Regions from separate parts of the Homo sapiens genome. Here region 1 is linked to region 2. A link is an interaction called in ENCODE POLR2A ChIA-PET data of the cell type or tissue named here. Cell type or tissue: B cell. All regions are shown on one strand.

Region 1 (8,000 bases), 330 kb after region 2:
AATCAGCAGGTTGGAAACGGCAGCAACACGGTTTCTGCTGTGGTCTGGGACACTTGGGTGCTTGTATCCACGCTGAAAAGCTAAATCTGCAACCGTAGTGCCTCCCCATACCGGTACAAAATCCCAGAGTGGAGGAGGCCGGGGGAGAAACATGAGTGTGGTCAAGGCCTGACCCTTGCCAGATAACAGGTGAGCCAGGACAGAAAGCTGATAGGAAGCTGGGCTGCTCTGTAAATTGACGCTGGATCTCTCTGCAAGCAGGGGCCATCTGCAGAGTGGGTAGCCTTGTGCAGATGGAGGACTGTGGGAGAGGTGCCCACATATTCTTCCTATCCCGGGCCCCTCTGTCTCCCTGAGATCTTGCCTTCAGGTTCTCATCTGAAGACAGTGGTATTTAGAAGAAAATCTAAGACTGTTTCTATGAATCAGAGTGCCTTCCAGAGCTGCACGTGCAGTGAGGAATAGCCAGCTGGGTTCTTACCTCCTTGTGTAGAATTGTCAACCCAGGATGGTGGCAGACAGGAGAGCCCTCCTTCGAAGTCCCACAGCCCCAACCACAGTCCAGGGCATCGTCTGTGGGATTCAGACTGCTGCTTGACCAGGTCCCCTTGCCCAGTCACAATTAAGAATGCCATCACACTGAGTCAGGAGAATGGCCGGCGAAGCAGAACAAGACAATTAAGTCACATTGACACTGGGAGGAAGTCGCCAGTGGTATCTCTGAGACAGCAGATTCCCTAATCTCAAGTGCATATCAGCTTTGTCACTGTTGTCTTTTCAGTGGGACAGAGAAAACTCATTTCCATTCCTCTGATTGGAGTCCACAAAAAGTGCTAACCAGTGGCTGCCTCCATCAAAGCTCTACCTAACAGAGTTCAACGGGTTTTTGTTTTGTTTTGTTTTGTTTTTTGAGACAGCATTTGCGCTGTCACCTAGGCTGGAGTGCAGTGGCATGATCATAGCTCAGTGTAACCTCCAGTTCCTAAGTTCAATCAATCCTCCTGCCTCAGCCTCCTGAGTAGCTGGGTTTACAGGCACACACCACCATGCCCACTAACTTAAAAAAAAATGTTTATAGAGACAGGATCTTGCTATGTTGCCAGGCTGGTCTCTAATTCCTGGCCTCGAGTGATCCTCCCACCTCAGCCTCCCAAAGCATTGGAATTACAGGTGTAAGCCACCACGCTAGGCTAGAGTTCAACTTTTTAAAGAGGCGAAACAAGTTCCAAGTGGGCTCTGTCATCTGGTTGCATTTACTTGTACTGAAAATAGCCTGGAGATCCTCTGTGGGGGCAAACACTCCATTTTCCCAGAAGAACAGGAGTCACACCCCTAGGGGCCAAGATCAGTTTTTCCCTAGTGTATCTGTGTTGCCTCCTGTGTGGTGTGGTGTAAGCCAGCTGAATGTGAGGGTAGGGTGCCTGGCTGAGGAAGATGGGGATGCCTTCTCCAGTATGACATGTCTCCCATTATTTTGGGAAAAAATGTGGAGGTGGCAATGGTAAGCCCTTCATACTGCCTCAAATGCCACTATTACCATTTTTAGGCCCTCAGCTCCCAATAGCTACATTGCCAGGAACTGTGCTAGGCACTTGACATATTTTATGTCTTTTAATCCCCTCCAATAACAATGGGAGGTGGGTGTTACTGTAATAAGCATTTTAAGGTTGAGGAAGTGGGCATTCAGGGAGGTGGAATAAATTGCCCACAGGCCAACAGCTAAGAAGTTGTAGAAGCAGGATTTGAAGCCAAATCTCCTGGTTGTCAAAGCTTATATACTTTTCAGGGTTTCTTTCCTTTAATCGCCCACCCCAACTGTGGCAGACTAAAGGAAAGAAAGGCTCTCGGGGCATTCAGTTATCTGTGCCCACCCCTCATTCCCGTGCCCTGCCCTGACCCTGCTGTCATCATGTAGAAGGCCCAGGCACCCACGGGCTGTTGCTGTGTCTATACTCCTCTTTACCTGGGCAGGTCACAGGTAAGCAGCTTGACAGGGTTTACAGGACACCAGATAGGTCCTTCTCCCGAATGTCTGCTCAGTATCACACATGTGTGTCTTTGTAGTGACCTTTGGCCTCTTTTAAAATTCAAATATCCCTAAGAAGGGTAACATATTACCGTTCTCATACCTTGGTTTGATTATTATTATTATTTTTTTACTACACTGCTATGGACTAGAAAAGAAAATAAATATTTCATTACAGATTCTGGGGGTGAAAGGAAGAAGTGAGGAAGGCTTAGGGAAGATGAACTTTGGGATCCATTGCTTTACTATGAGTTTAATTTTGATGGAACCCAAACGGTTATTGAGTAGATGAGGTACCAGGTATTTTACTAAGGGTTACAGGCATGCAGAGCTTATTAAGGATTTGTTCTCACCTGGGGAGATTTGAATATGGTCCGGGTATTAAATAATATGTGGGGATCATTGTTAATTTTATTACGCAGTTATGTAGAAAAATGTACTTATTTTTTAGAGACGCTCTTACTAAAATGTCATAATGTCTGATTTATTTTTAAATGTTTCAACAGGAAATTAGATGAAGCAAATATGGCAAAATGTTAATAATTGTTAAATTTAGGTGATAGATATATAAGATTCATTATACTATTTTCTCAACTTTACTGAATGTTTGAAAATTCTCATAATAAAAAGTAAAACAAAAACAAACAAATGAGCAAACAAAAAACCTAAAGCTTTCCAGTAGCTCAAAATCGAAGTTCTATTGCAAAGATGACAATTAGGTTTTGTAGTAAGCAGAATTTGAAGATGGCCCCACGATTCTTGCCCCTTGGCATACAGGTTCTGTATAGTTCTTGAACCTTGGGTATAAATATGATGAGATTTTACTTCTGTGATTAGATTATGTTATATGGCAAAAATGAGGGATTTTTCAAATGTAATTAAAGTCCTTGATCAGTCAATTTTTAACTAATCAAAAGAGAGATTATCCTGGGTGGGCCTGACCTAATCAGGTGAGCCCTTTAAAGAAGAGTCTATAAGCAGCAAAAGACCCTTGTTGGCCTTGAGGAAGCAAACTACCATGTTATGGAGAGGGTCATGTGGCAGAGAACAATGGGTGGCCTTTAGTTGCTGAAGGCCTCAGGCCTACAACTGCAAGGAACTAAATTCTGCCCACAACCATTGAGCTTGGAAGGAGACCCTGAGCCTTAGATGAGATTGCAGCCCCAGAGAACACCTTCATTGCAGCCTTGGGAGACCCTGAGCAGAGAATCCAGCTAATTCATGCCCATGGAAGCTGTGAGATAAAAAATGTATGTTGTTTTAAGGCAATAAACTTGTGGTAATTTGTTACAAAGCACTAGAAAACAAACATAAATTTCAACCAGTGAGGCAATTCTAATTGATTAGACATGGCAGCTTAAGGCACTATATTAGAAAGGATTCCAAGCCAGGGCCTGGCCCCCGTGGGGAAAAAGGAGAGAGCTGTGGTTGATTACCAATGTCTGCATGGGCATGGAAATGGACAGTGGTGGCACATGTCCCTCCTATCGCCATTCAAGGTCCCTCTGTGTATTTAAAGAAAAGGGGTTTACTAATTTATTTTTCTTAATGACAAAATAACCCCAAAGGATTATATAACTTGAGTCCCCAAGTTGGAGGAAACGCTGACCTATGAGAAAAGCTTCAGAGAAAGAAGACAGGAAACGTTATCAAAGCAGATTTTAGCAGCTGCAAAATATTGTTGAGGGCCACCCTTGCAGGCTGACATTTGCAGTGATAAGCGTCCTTCCCTCGCAGGTGTCTTCACTCTTTCTCCCTTTCCACTTTCTCTGATTCGCTGCCTGCAAACATGCACAGGTCTTTTGTGAGTTGGAAAATGCAACCCTCCAAAAATGTCACTTGATCCTGTTCCTGTTTCTAACTCACACTGACTCTCATGCAGCAGGGCTCTTGACCATCCTGGAAGAATATCAGAATTCCCTCCTTAGGCATTATGCCAAAGAGGTCAGGACCAGCCTGCTTAATGTTGAGCTTACATTCAACATCTATTAATATATCATTTCATATTAAAACCATGCAGAAATCAGCACAGTATTCAGATGTTAGTCTCAAAATTTAAGTGAAATTTCTGTAGTAAAGCAGGCTTTTCTGATAACTCTTATTTTAAGAGTATAGGCCGACTTCCCATCCATACTAGTGAAACCATGCAGATCCATAATCCAGCTTTTCTCAGTGACGGATTCCATAACGGAGGTATTGGATTAAAACTTAGGATCACAACTAATTTCCTACAGATATAGAATGAAGTTTCATAAAAACTGGAATTTAAATTTAAGGTACGCGCAAGTAAAAGAAACATGATCAAGAAGGTAAAGGCCCAGAGAAAACTGATGGCTTCTTCAATTATATCAAAGAAAAAGAAGTATTTTGCTTGATGCAAATTGTTTGCTTGTCTTTGAATTGTCATTTGGAATCCAACCAGCTCAGCTTGCCTCCGAAACTAGTAGACTGTGACTATTTTGGATACATGTTCCTAAGCCACTCATTCATCTTAATTTAATTGTCTATACCAGGGGCTTTTAACACATAAGGAAGAGTTGCCAACATATAACTAGGCATCTAGGCATAAAGAACACTGTGTGATAGACTTCTACTTTTTTTTTTTTTTTAGATGGAGTTTCGCTCATCGCCCAGGCTGGAGTACAATGGCACAATCTCCGCTCACTGCAATCTCCGCCTCTTGGGTTCAAGCGATTCTCCAGTCTCAGCCTCTTGAGTAGTTGGGATTACAGGTGCCCACCACCACGCCTGGCTAATTTTTGTATTTTTAGTAGAGATGGGGTTTTACCATGTTGGCCAGGCTGCTCTTCAACTCCTCACCTCAGGTGATCTGCCCAACTCGGCCTCCCAAAGTGTTGGAATTACAGGCGTGAGCCACCGCGCCCGGCCTGTGTGATGGACTTCTAATGAGAACAACACCTAGCACATAAACCAGGGCTTGGCTACTGGTGGTCCACAGTTGTCACACGTTGCCTCAGAACATTGGTATTACATATTTAAAATTCAAAGAATAAACTGCCAACATTTAAACTTGAGAGCTTTCACATAGAAATTAGTGTTTCTTGCTTTTTTTTTTTTTTTTCGAGACAGAGTTTCGCTGTTGTTGCCCAGGCTAGAGTGCAATGGCACGATCTCAGCTCACCGCAACCTCCACCTCCTGGGTTCAAGTGATTCTCATGCCTCAGCCTCCTGAGTAGCTGGGATTACAGGCGTCCACCACCACGCCCGGCTAATTTTTGTATTTTTAGTAGAGACAGGGTTTCACCATGTTGGCCAGGGTGGTCTCGATCTCTTGACGTCATGATCCTCCCGCCTTGGCCTCCCAAAGTGCTGGGATTACAGGCATGAGCTACCGCATCTGCCTGCTTTTTTTGAAAAATTGGAAAATCCACCAACCTCTACCCCATTCCTCATGGAAACAATCTGATGGCATTGAATGGTGGGTGCCCCACTATGATGGGACACATATTTCCCCATTTGCTGCACCCTCTACCACTGCCTATTGCTACCTCATATTGAGGCCAAATGTCAGTTGTCATTTATCATCATGCTTTCACTATCATTTTTCTCACAACAGAGACAGGAAGAAAGTGAACTATTCCTTACCCCTGTGAAAACAGACCCCTTTCACTCATTCTTCTTAGCAGCCCAGCCCTCCACCCATTTGAATTTGCTGACATCTGAGATAAATAAACATCTCTAAAAACAGACACACACAAATTTGTTACTTGTTCATGAGAAATGGTCTTGGCATACATAGGAAATGCTTTTTCATTCTCAGATTACTCCAGCACTAAAAACTCCCTTTTGGTTAGAGTTCCTGTCTACTCAGTTGTGAGTTTGATAATTTAAGAAGCATACAATTGGGCCCTTTAAAGGAAATATGACTCACTGATCCTTGAATTTCACCTCATCTAGCGACACTGCTGATAACCTGTTTGATTCAGATGTTCCATTTTTTTCCCCACTGTAATAAACAAAAATTCCAATTCACATGACTCCTTGACCGATGTAAATATTTATTTGTATTTTCCATCTGGTTGGAGAAATAAAGAAAAGAGGCCCTGTGGCCCTGTCTTGCTCACCACTTGAAACAAAATGTATCTAGTTACCTCTAATTAGGATAGGGCTGGGAAGGAAATAGGAAGAGAGAGAGTCGGTAAAAAAATACCAAAGTCCATTGGAAAACGGAGCACAGGAAAGTGGAAGAGAGGAGGAAGGGGGAAAGATTGGAGAAGATTTGCAGAGGGCAAGAAATGAGTGTGTTGCGGGAAAGTGTGGAAAACAAAGGCAGAGAGTAGGTAACACCAGACGGGACACTCACGGTTGAGCTGGCGCCTCCGGATCCTGTCCCTCCATGGCCTGTTTCTGATCCAGTGTAATCGCGAAGGTAACACCATGGTCCCAACAGAGCGGCCTAAAACCTGCTCATGGCAAAGGAACAAAAGGGTCTTGCAGCTATCCTGGAAGTTAAGTCCAGACGTATAAAAATGAAAAAGAAAACTTAACCCCCCCCTTTTTGTTCTTTTCTTAAAAAAAAAAAAAAGAGTATTTGAGGCTTCCGTTGACTTCTTTTATCTTGTAACTTGCCTTGCCTTTCCTTCCCTTAACTTCCGACTGGCCCGAAGGCAGCTGCTGTGCTGGGCTGCCCTAGCCTCCTGTGCCATGTTTTATGCATGAAGATGATGGGGCGGTAATTTATTCAAGCAGAGACGATCACCGGGCTCCTGTGTCTGCCCTCGCGTCAGAGGAGCCGTGCAATGGCAGGGGGAGGGCAGGTGTGTCTGACTGCACGCAGGAATGGGCTGAAATGGGAATCCCTCTCTGTAGGCAGAAATGAAGAGCAGAGCTTTGCTGCTAGAGCTGAATCAGAGCAACACCCCTTACCTTTTAGGGCGTATGATTTATTTACTGCTGGGTCTCCGGTATCTAATATAGTGCCTGGCACTTGGTAGGTGAGCAATAAATATTTGTTGACTGAAAGAATGATTCGGTGATAACCAACATAAGTGATTTCATACTTTCTTTTTCACCAGTTAATCTGCCCAGTGCACTGTCTTCAAATATGTCTATTTGAATTTTCTCACCCATTCTTTTTCTCCACCTACGATCACACTTGCCCCTCACCTACTAGTTCATACTTCAAAGCCTCATTTTACATGAGGCTTTCCTGAAGCCATAGACATGGGGCTGTCCTCCACGCACCTATTGCTCTCACCTGCAGGTGGCCCATGTCTGCACTGCCCAAATTTGTTAGGCGTTTTGTTTGTTCTCTGATTTCTTTTAAAGCACGCATCCAGGCTGGATGAAGTAGCTCACACCTGTAATCTCAGCGCTTTGGGAGGCTGAGGTGGGAGGATCACTTGAGGCCAGGGCAACACAGCAGGACCCTATCTCTACAAAAAATTTTAAAATTAGTTGGTCTTGGTGGTGTGTGCCTATAGTCCCAGCTACTCCAGAGGCTGAGGCAGGAGGATTGCCTGAGGGAAGAGTTCAAGGTTGCAGTGAGCTATGATTGCACTTTTGCTCTCCAGCCTGGGCAACAGAGAAAGACTGTATGAAGAAAAAAGAGAAAAGAAAAAAAAATTGCCCACATTCAAATACTGAGTAAGCTTCTTGGTGGCGAGAACTGTATATTCCTCTTTCTGAGCTGCAACATACAGGGGTTTACATGGGGAAGTGGTACATCAAGGGGTGGTTTGGGGCAGTTTTAGTCAGCCCCCTAAATCTCCATCAGCTCCTCCTCAAAATTCCCCAAGTAAAAATACACTCTAACTAAATACATTATGTTGGCTATAATACCACACTTAGGTGCTACAGCCTCTTCCAAATATGTGGCTGAAGACTCTCTTACATAGACATTCTAAAGCTGCCCCTGGCAGGGGAAGCTCAGTACATTGATTGCTTACTTTGTTCCAAGCTTTTCCTCTGTGCAATGTCAGATTGCTCCAGAGAACAAACAGTTATTGATCAA
Region 2 (8,000 bases):
GAAGATTGTAGCTTTGTTTTTTGGAGTCTGGAAGGGGAAAACATTTTAATATTTTTTAAAAATAAGACTTTAGCGTAACTGTCACATGAAGTCCATTTCCCACAATTTATTAAACATCTTAACATACAGAGTAAGGGACAAATTGTAGTCCCTATCCATATTCTAGACAGACAAAATCTTGCCATATAAGATAAAGGAAAAATTTATGCAGAATTAGAAGATAAAAAGTTAGGGAAGTAAACCAGAGACTACTTGCTAGAAGAAATTAAAGCTAAAGGCATTTCATGGGGACAGATTTTGAGAAGTTTGAAGTCATTTTTATATAGAGGAAGATAAAGCAGATGTGGTAAGAATAGAAGCTAGTGAGAGGATGAAGGAATAGGTAAAAATTTAAGGCTGGGTGTGGTGGCTCAGACCTGTAATCCCAGCACTTTGGGAGGCTGAGTCAGGAGGATTGCTTGAGCCCAAGAGTTCAAGACCATTCTGGGCAACATGACGAAAACCCATCTCTACAAAAAATATAAAAATTAGCTGGATGTGGTGGCACACGCCTGTAGTCCAGCCACTCGGGAAGCTGAGGTGGATAACCTGCGCCCAGGAGGTCAAGGCTGCGGTGAGCCATGATCCATATGCCAGTGTACTCCAGCGTGGTGACAGAGTTGAGACCTTGTCTCAAAAAATAAATAAAAGATTTAAGCATATCCTGGGGTAAGGGACTAGAAAAAAGCCAAAGTATTACCAGTTAAATCAAAACCCTTATTTTTAAAAAGTAGTTACCATTTGAACATCCAACTTAATTACAAAGTTCATCTTTTCTTCACTATCTAGCACCTCTAAAAGGCAAAATAAGGACTCTGACTTTGAAGATGTCTGAAGTAGCCTACAAATGTAAATAAACCTATACATATGTAATATACTTTACTTGTATTAGTTAATTTTAAATGTAACAACCTTACGTTAAATTTAACAACCTTAGGATTATCATTTGTTCAATTTCACAGAAGCAACATGCTCACAGCAGTTACCTGTCCAAGATCATACAGCCAGCAAGTGGCTGCATCTAAAAACTAAATTGCAATACTTGGATTGCTGCTTAACTGGGAAGTGGTTATTTGTTGTTGGCGGTGTTTTTTTTTTTTTTGAGATGGGGTCTCGCTGCATTACTCAGGCAGGAGTGTGTTGGTGCCATGGCTCACTGCAACTCTAAACTCCTGGGCTCAAGTGATTCTCCCCTGCCTCAGCCTCCAGAGTAGCTAGGACCACAGGAACACGCCACAATGTCCGGCTAATTTCTTTGATTTTTTGTAGAGATGTCGTCTCACTCTGTTGCCCAGGCTGGTCTTGGACTCAAGCAATCCTCCCCCATCGGCTTCCCAAAATGCTAGGATTACAAGTGTGAGACACTGTGCCCAAATGGAAGTGCTTATTTGAAATAAATGTGGATCTTTTAAATATATGTCCCTCATCCTTTTAGATTTAAAAAGTCAGCCGGTTGCGGTGGCTCACGCCTGTAATCCCAGCACTTTGGTAGGCCAAGGCAGGCAGATCATGAGGTCAGGAGATTGAGACCATCCTGGCTAACATGGTGAAACCCTGTCTCTACTAAAATACAAAAAAAAAAAAAAATTAGCTGGGCGTGGTGGCGGGCACCTGTAGTCCCAGCTACTCGGGAGGCTGAGGCAGGAGAATGGCGTGAACCCGGAAGGTGGAGCTTGCAGCGAACTGAGATTGCGCCACGGCACTCCAGCCTGGGCGACAGAGACTCCCTCTCAAGAAAAAAAAAAACGTCCAGGTCAGTGCTTCTGGAAACAAAGTGTGTTTCAAATCACCTGAGGGTTCTGTTTAAAGTGCAGACTCTGATTAGTAGAGCCTGAGAGTCTATATTTTTAACAAGTTCTCAAGTGATGTTCATCCATTGCCCACACATCTGGTAGACACGCTTTAGGGCAATAGTTCTCACTACTGTTCACTAGAATCATGACTTTTAAAAGCTTCGAAGGAGGTGGGTTTTTTCCCGTTTAAAAAAAAAAAAAAGGCTTGCCAGGTTGCTGTAACATGCAGCAAAATTTGGGAACCATTGTTCTACAGTGAGGCCTGGGAAATACTTTTTTAAAAATTCATTTTATTTTTTGAGACAGGGTCTCGTTCTGTCATTCAAGCTGGAGTGCAGTGACAAGATCTCACTGTAGCCTCCTAAGCTCAAGCAATCCTCCCCCTTCAGCCTCCCCAGTAGCTGGGACTACAGGCACACGCCACCATGCCTGGCTAGTTTTTATATTTTCTGTAGAGATGGGGTTTCGTCATGTTGCCCAGGCTGGTCTGGAATTCCTGAGCTCAAGCAATATGCCCGCCTCGGCTTTCCAAAGTGCTGGGATTACAGGCATGAGCCACCATGCCCAGCCTATTTTTTGCTTTTTAAATAACTTCAAAAATAATGCAGTGTTTGGGGGACACAACAATTAAGTAACTTGTATATAAAACGTTTACTAACCAATAAGTTTTTGAATGAGCCTGTAAGTGGTTTTCAAAAAAGCTGCTTACCTGCAAGTGCTGTCTGTCAATGAAGAGAAACACTGACTGGTTAGGATTGTTGACAACGATTCCAGTCTTGTCCTTGCGGCTCAGTACATGCAGAAACTGTTTTTCATAGTCACCATGATGAAACTCAAATTTGGCCTAATTACAAAATACAACATTTATATTAAACTACAAACAAGTTATACTACCTATCTGCATCTATATGCTAGCTGTGCTGTCCAATAAAGCAGCCAACAGTCCGTTATCTTTTCCTCTTTAAAAAAACAAATTTTGGCAAACCCACAGCCAATAATATCACAGGCAAAATTTAGATTAAAAGCAATTTACAATTCCATTCTTCAGTAGCACTAGCCACATTTCAAATGCTCAACGGTCACATGACTACTGGCCACCATTAAGAACAATCTCTTGAGATACAGAACATTTCCTTAATTGTAGAGAATTCTATTGGACAGTACACTCCACAACAGCAGTTGATCAGGAAATGCTCTGCATCAAAATGACTAAATCCTAGTACTCCACGATCATAAAATTGTATTTTCAAACCTACTCAGTCCAAGACTCCCACCATAGTACTTTAAGCCCCAAGGACATCTCTTTTCTTTTGATTAGGAGTCACATTGTTAATTGCTGTTTCTAAGAAAAAAAAAAAATAAATCTGTTTATTCTAACCCTAGCTGCACAACTCACTAGTTACGTGACCGTATGCAAATCCCTTAAACTTCAGCTTCCTCATCTATAAAATAAGGCTGTAACCCATTTCACAGGACAGTTAAGAGGGTTAAATGAAATGTAAAGCCCACAACTGAAATATAGTTTTGCTCCTCATAGATAGGCTATGTTTTTATGTGAATTTTTCCCACAGTTAGCCTTGGGTCATTCTCAAAAATTTGTGAAGTTATGAAAGACTGTTATCAATTAAGTCAGAACACTCCCTTCAATCTTTTAACATGAGGAAGATCAACTCCATCCTCCCACAAAATATCTGTTGGGCATGGTGAGACACCAAATGCTACATGACATGACCAGGCTTGATGGAGAATTCAAGAAACCTAGATTTAACAATATGATATTTAGACAATACTGAGTTGTACAAATAATTGTTAGTCCATTTTGGTTCAAACAAATTTTATTGCCGTTACGTCAAAAACAGTAGGAAATAATAACATTGAAAAACCAAGTTCCTGCTATGTAGCATTTTATACCTAGGAGCTTTTCTTATAAACCGTAACATAAAATATGATACAGCATCACAATATACCATATGTAAAATGATACTGAATTGTACTTCCATACAATTCAAATATTAAATTATTAGTATGATCATAAGCATATCAAAAGCATGCTATTAGCTACTAAACAATAGGAATAAGGTTACTTCAGCCTTAAGGGGCTTATTATACTGCTGAAGAGGACAAGTACAGCCAAATATAAAACCCAACTTGCTTCAAATCCTTTCCCAGAATAAGATGTGGTTATCTGTAAAACTCCAATTTTTTTTTTTTTTTTGAGACGGAATTTCGCTCTTGTTGCCCAGGCTGGAGTGCAATGGCGCGATCTCGGCTCACTGCAACCTCCGCCTCCTGGGTTCAAGCGATTCTTCTGCCTCAGCCTCCCAAGTAGCTGGAATACAGGCATGCACCACCACGCCCAGCTAATTTTGTGTTTTTAGTAGAGATAGGACTTCTTTATGTTGGTCAGGATGGTCTCAAACTCCCGACCTCAGGTGATCCATCTGGCTTAGCCTCCCAAAGTGTTGGGATTACAGGCGTGAGCAACCGCGCCCGGCCCAAATTGGGTTCTTATCATCAAACCACTATAGGAGAAAAAAAAAAAAGTAACAGTAAGTAACACGGGAACATTATGATTTTGGATTGCGCCTTTAAAGATTAAGAGGATTTCCCCAGGACAAAGTAGTAATGGTAAGTAATCTGATAAACGCTGACTGGGCATGGTGGCTCAGACCTATAATCCCAGCACTTTGGGAGTCCAAAGCGGGAGGATCACTAGAGGCCAGGAGTTTGAGACCAGCCCGGGCAACACAGTGAGATCCTATCTCTACAAAAATAATTAGTTGGGCATGGGGTGCACACCTGTGGTCCCAGCTACTCATGAGGTTGAGGTGGGAGGATCACTTGGGCCTGGGAGTTCAAGGCTGCAGTGAGCCATGACTATGCCACTGCACTCCAGCCTGGATGACAGAGTAATACCCCATCTCACCATCTCAAAACAAAACAAAAAAAACAGCCATACTAGGAAACAGAACCAACACAAAAACAAATGTGTTAAAAACTGAAATACTATTCAAGTAACAAAGCTGCAATATGGTAAGCAACCAGGGTGGGTGCAAGAACCGGTAACCACACTGAAAAAAGGTTTGAGTGAGACTGAAAAAGGCCTTCCTTATAGTTCTTTAGCATTTCAATTCTATCATATTGAATATCCACTTATCTGAAAAGAAATGGTACACACACACACACACAAACACACACACACAACTTCTCATAAGCAGCATGAAAGAAGTAATTCCCACAGAAGTAACGAAATATTCTAACAGTCAGGGGAGGAGCTAACCTTGGCAGTAGCATTAATAATGAAGAGAAAAGAAGAGATACATTTTAGTAGTACCTCCCAGCACTTCACAGTACACTGAAGAACTCAGTATTTAAAAACAATCCTTATTCTGGTTCCGATTATATCCTCACTACCCATATATTCAGGTTTTACAGTGCTTCAAAAGGCCAGGCACGGTGACTCACACCTGTAATCTCAGCACTTTGGGAGGCTGAGGCAAGAGGATCACTTGAACCTAGGAGTTCAAGACCAGCCTGGGCAACAAAGTGAGACCCCATCTCTACAAAAAATTAATTAAATTTTAAAAATAAGTAAAGTGCTTTAAGAGTCAAAAAACAAAAAACAAAAAAAAGAGGCCTGCAAGTTAACATTTACCATTCCTTTTCTCATTTTCTTTGAGAAAGAACTGAGTGAGTTATATTTAAGGCCCCTCATATAGGATATTCACACATTTTAAATTACTTCAGAAAAGCAAATTAGTTCTTACAATATTAACCTACTTACTGCAGTTGAATTCTAAAGTCATTACCTACATCATACTGCTTACACTCAGTCCAGAATTTTAAGATTCTATAATTAATATAGGTAAATTTTCACAGTACAGGGTAGTGAGTTAAAAGCACAGTCAGTCCAGGCTTTTATCCTATTTAACTGCCTTGGGCCTTATTTACCTAATTTCTGTCTCAGTTTCTTCCTATCTACCCAGTTATTTTAAGGACTGAGATTAAATATATATAAAGTAAGAGAAAGTCTAAGGCCAAGTGTGGTGGCTCATACCCGTAATCCCACCACTTTGGGAGGCCAAGCCAGGCAGATCACTTGAGGTCAAGGACACCACCCTGGCCAACATAGCAAAACTCCGTCTCTACAAAAAAAATACAAAAATTAGCTGGGTGTCATAGCATGCGCCTATAATCCCAGCTACTCAAGAGGCTGAGGCACAAGAACGGCTCAAACCTGGGAGGCAGAGGTTGCAGTGAGCCAAGATCACGCCACCACACTCCAGCTTGGGCGACAGAGCAAGACCCTGTCTCAAAAAAAGGACGGGCATGGTGGCTCATACCTGTAATCCCAGCACTTTGGGAGGCCGAGGCGGGTGAATCACGAGGTCAAGAGATCGAGACCATCCCGGCCAACATGGTGAAAACCCGTCTCTACTAAAAATACAAAAATTAGCTGGGCGTGGTGGCATGTCCCTGTAGACCCAGCTACTCGGGAGGCTAAGGCAGGAGAATCATTTGAACCAGGGAGGCGGAGGCAGAGGTTGCAAGGAGGAGGAGGTTGCAGTGAGCCAAGATCACACTACTGCACTCCAATCTGGCAACAGAGTGAGACTCTGTCTCAAAAAAAAAAAAAAAAAAAAGCTGAAACTAGTACAGTCAACTCTCAATAAACATCAGCCATGACTTCAAAGAGTACTATTTGACACAAGACTAAAGTTAACTCAACTATTTCAAATAAGGTCCCAGTGGGAAAGGCAGGGTATTAGAAATTTGAAAACATACTGTAATAAGCAGACCTACATTTTTCCAGTGGGAAATCCTTAACTAAAAAACAACAAAATCCTAACACCACCTCCAGAGAGCAGCTAGAGTTATCAGCCCTGCGCTGAGAACTTTAAACATGCCTTTTCTATTCCTGTTTTCATGCCTTTTATATTCATTTTCTCCCTTCAGTCAGATATCATCCATTAAATGACCGAAATACAGATGCTCCACGACTTGTGATGTTACATCCTGATAAACCCAGTGTAAGTTACACGTATTTTAAATCAAAAAGTGACTTTTGAACTTACAACAATTCCAATTTACAATGACTTCACCTGGATGTAGTCCCATCATAAATCGAGGAGCACAATGAATTCATATGGCTTTCACATCATGGTAAAGTTGAAAAAATCTTAAGTCGAACCATTATAAGTCAGGGGAATCTGTATACAGTACTTTCTTATGTATGTAACCAATGGATTATTTTTAAAACTTAGTTGAATTAATCTTAAAACATTAAAAATGATAATTATTAGAGCTTATGTGTAGCAACATTACCATGGGGCGGGAGAGTATATCAATTTATACAGTCTGTGAAAAACATAAGCACCACAAAGATACTTCAGGGTAATAAGTAGAAGCAAAAGTTTTAAATGACAAATAATCCTCACAATTAGCTTAAAATAAAGAAGCCTTCTAATATTTGATTTAGTGTACTTAAAATGAGTCCTTAATATCATTTTTCTGATTATAAAAGTATACTTAAGAAAATCGTGGCAATCTATGCCATAAATTATAAAGGAAACACAAATGTAAATATATATATTAAAAAAGGAAAGTTAGCTATACCTGACCTACAACTAAGCATAATTAACACTTTGGTGGACCTCCATCTTCTATGCATACAAATATACTGTAAATAAAACTAGGTTCAACATGAGTAAATGCCCTTAACACTAGAGGGGGGATTCACTTGAGCAATGTCTAGTATACCATGACAAACAGTCAAAAGTCAGCAAGATTTTAAGGTTAAGAATGACTACTAAATTTACTTCTTTCTTCTATAATTTTATATACAGATCAACTTCTACAAAATGATTTCTTCACCCATTTCAGATCACATTCCTTTGGGAAGCAGCAGTTAAATATACGGTTTTAGAAGGATGTGTGGTGAAGGCTTCAAGAGTTACAGATCTCAGAAGCTCATCTGTGGGCCCCTCTATAAATCAGTAAATGTCCACTTTAAAAGATTTTCTCTAGTCATAATTTCAAAGCCACACTGGGCAGGTGGAACCACCACACTGTCAAGAGATTCTATAATCCAAACGCTTTCTTCTCTTGCATCACAATATTCTAAATAGGGGAGACTCGTGAAATAAAACTATCAGAAACCATTTTCCC

Evidence for each region. Peaks named below come from ENCODE experiments on the same cell type or tissue, not always from the same donor. Only the 100,000 strongest peaks of a DNase experiment are listed, where the experiment ranks them.
Region 1: POLR2A ChIA-PET joins it to region 2 with 5 read pairs; 10 of 35 experiments call an interaction of 5 or more read pairs at or near these places.

The regions. Positions count from the first base shown.
Region 1 is chr6:25,035,501-25,043,500 of GRCh38, forward strand. LOC102724765 (a long non-coding RNA gene) reads right to left here and starts at 641. Exons shown (of 2, transcript NR_187803.1): 1 at 482-641. It also overlaps a transcript of RIPOR2 not described here. In B cell, a CTCF peak has its summit at 7,246; DNase peaks (open chromatin) are centred at 5,671, 6,751, 7,211, 7,721 and 3 weaker places; H3K4me3 peaks cover 5,671 bases; H3K27ac peaks cover 7,202 bases.
Region 2 is chr6:24,706,236-24,714,235 of GRCh38, forward strand. It overlaps C6orf62 (chromosome 6 open reading frame 62), which reads right to left. Exons shown (of 5, transcript NM_030939.5): 4 at 2,542-2,676; 5 at 1-27. Among named protein-coding and RNA genes, the nearest start is that of C6orf62, 8.9 kb to the right of the region's middle. In B cell, no CTCF peak of the experiment used is centred here; no DNase peak of the experiment used is centred here; H3K27ac peaks cover 3,277 bases.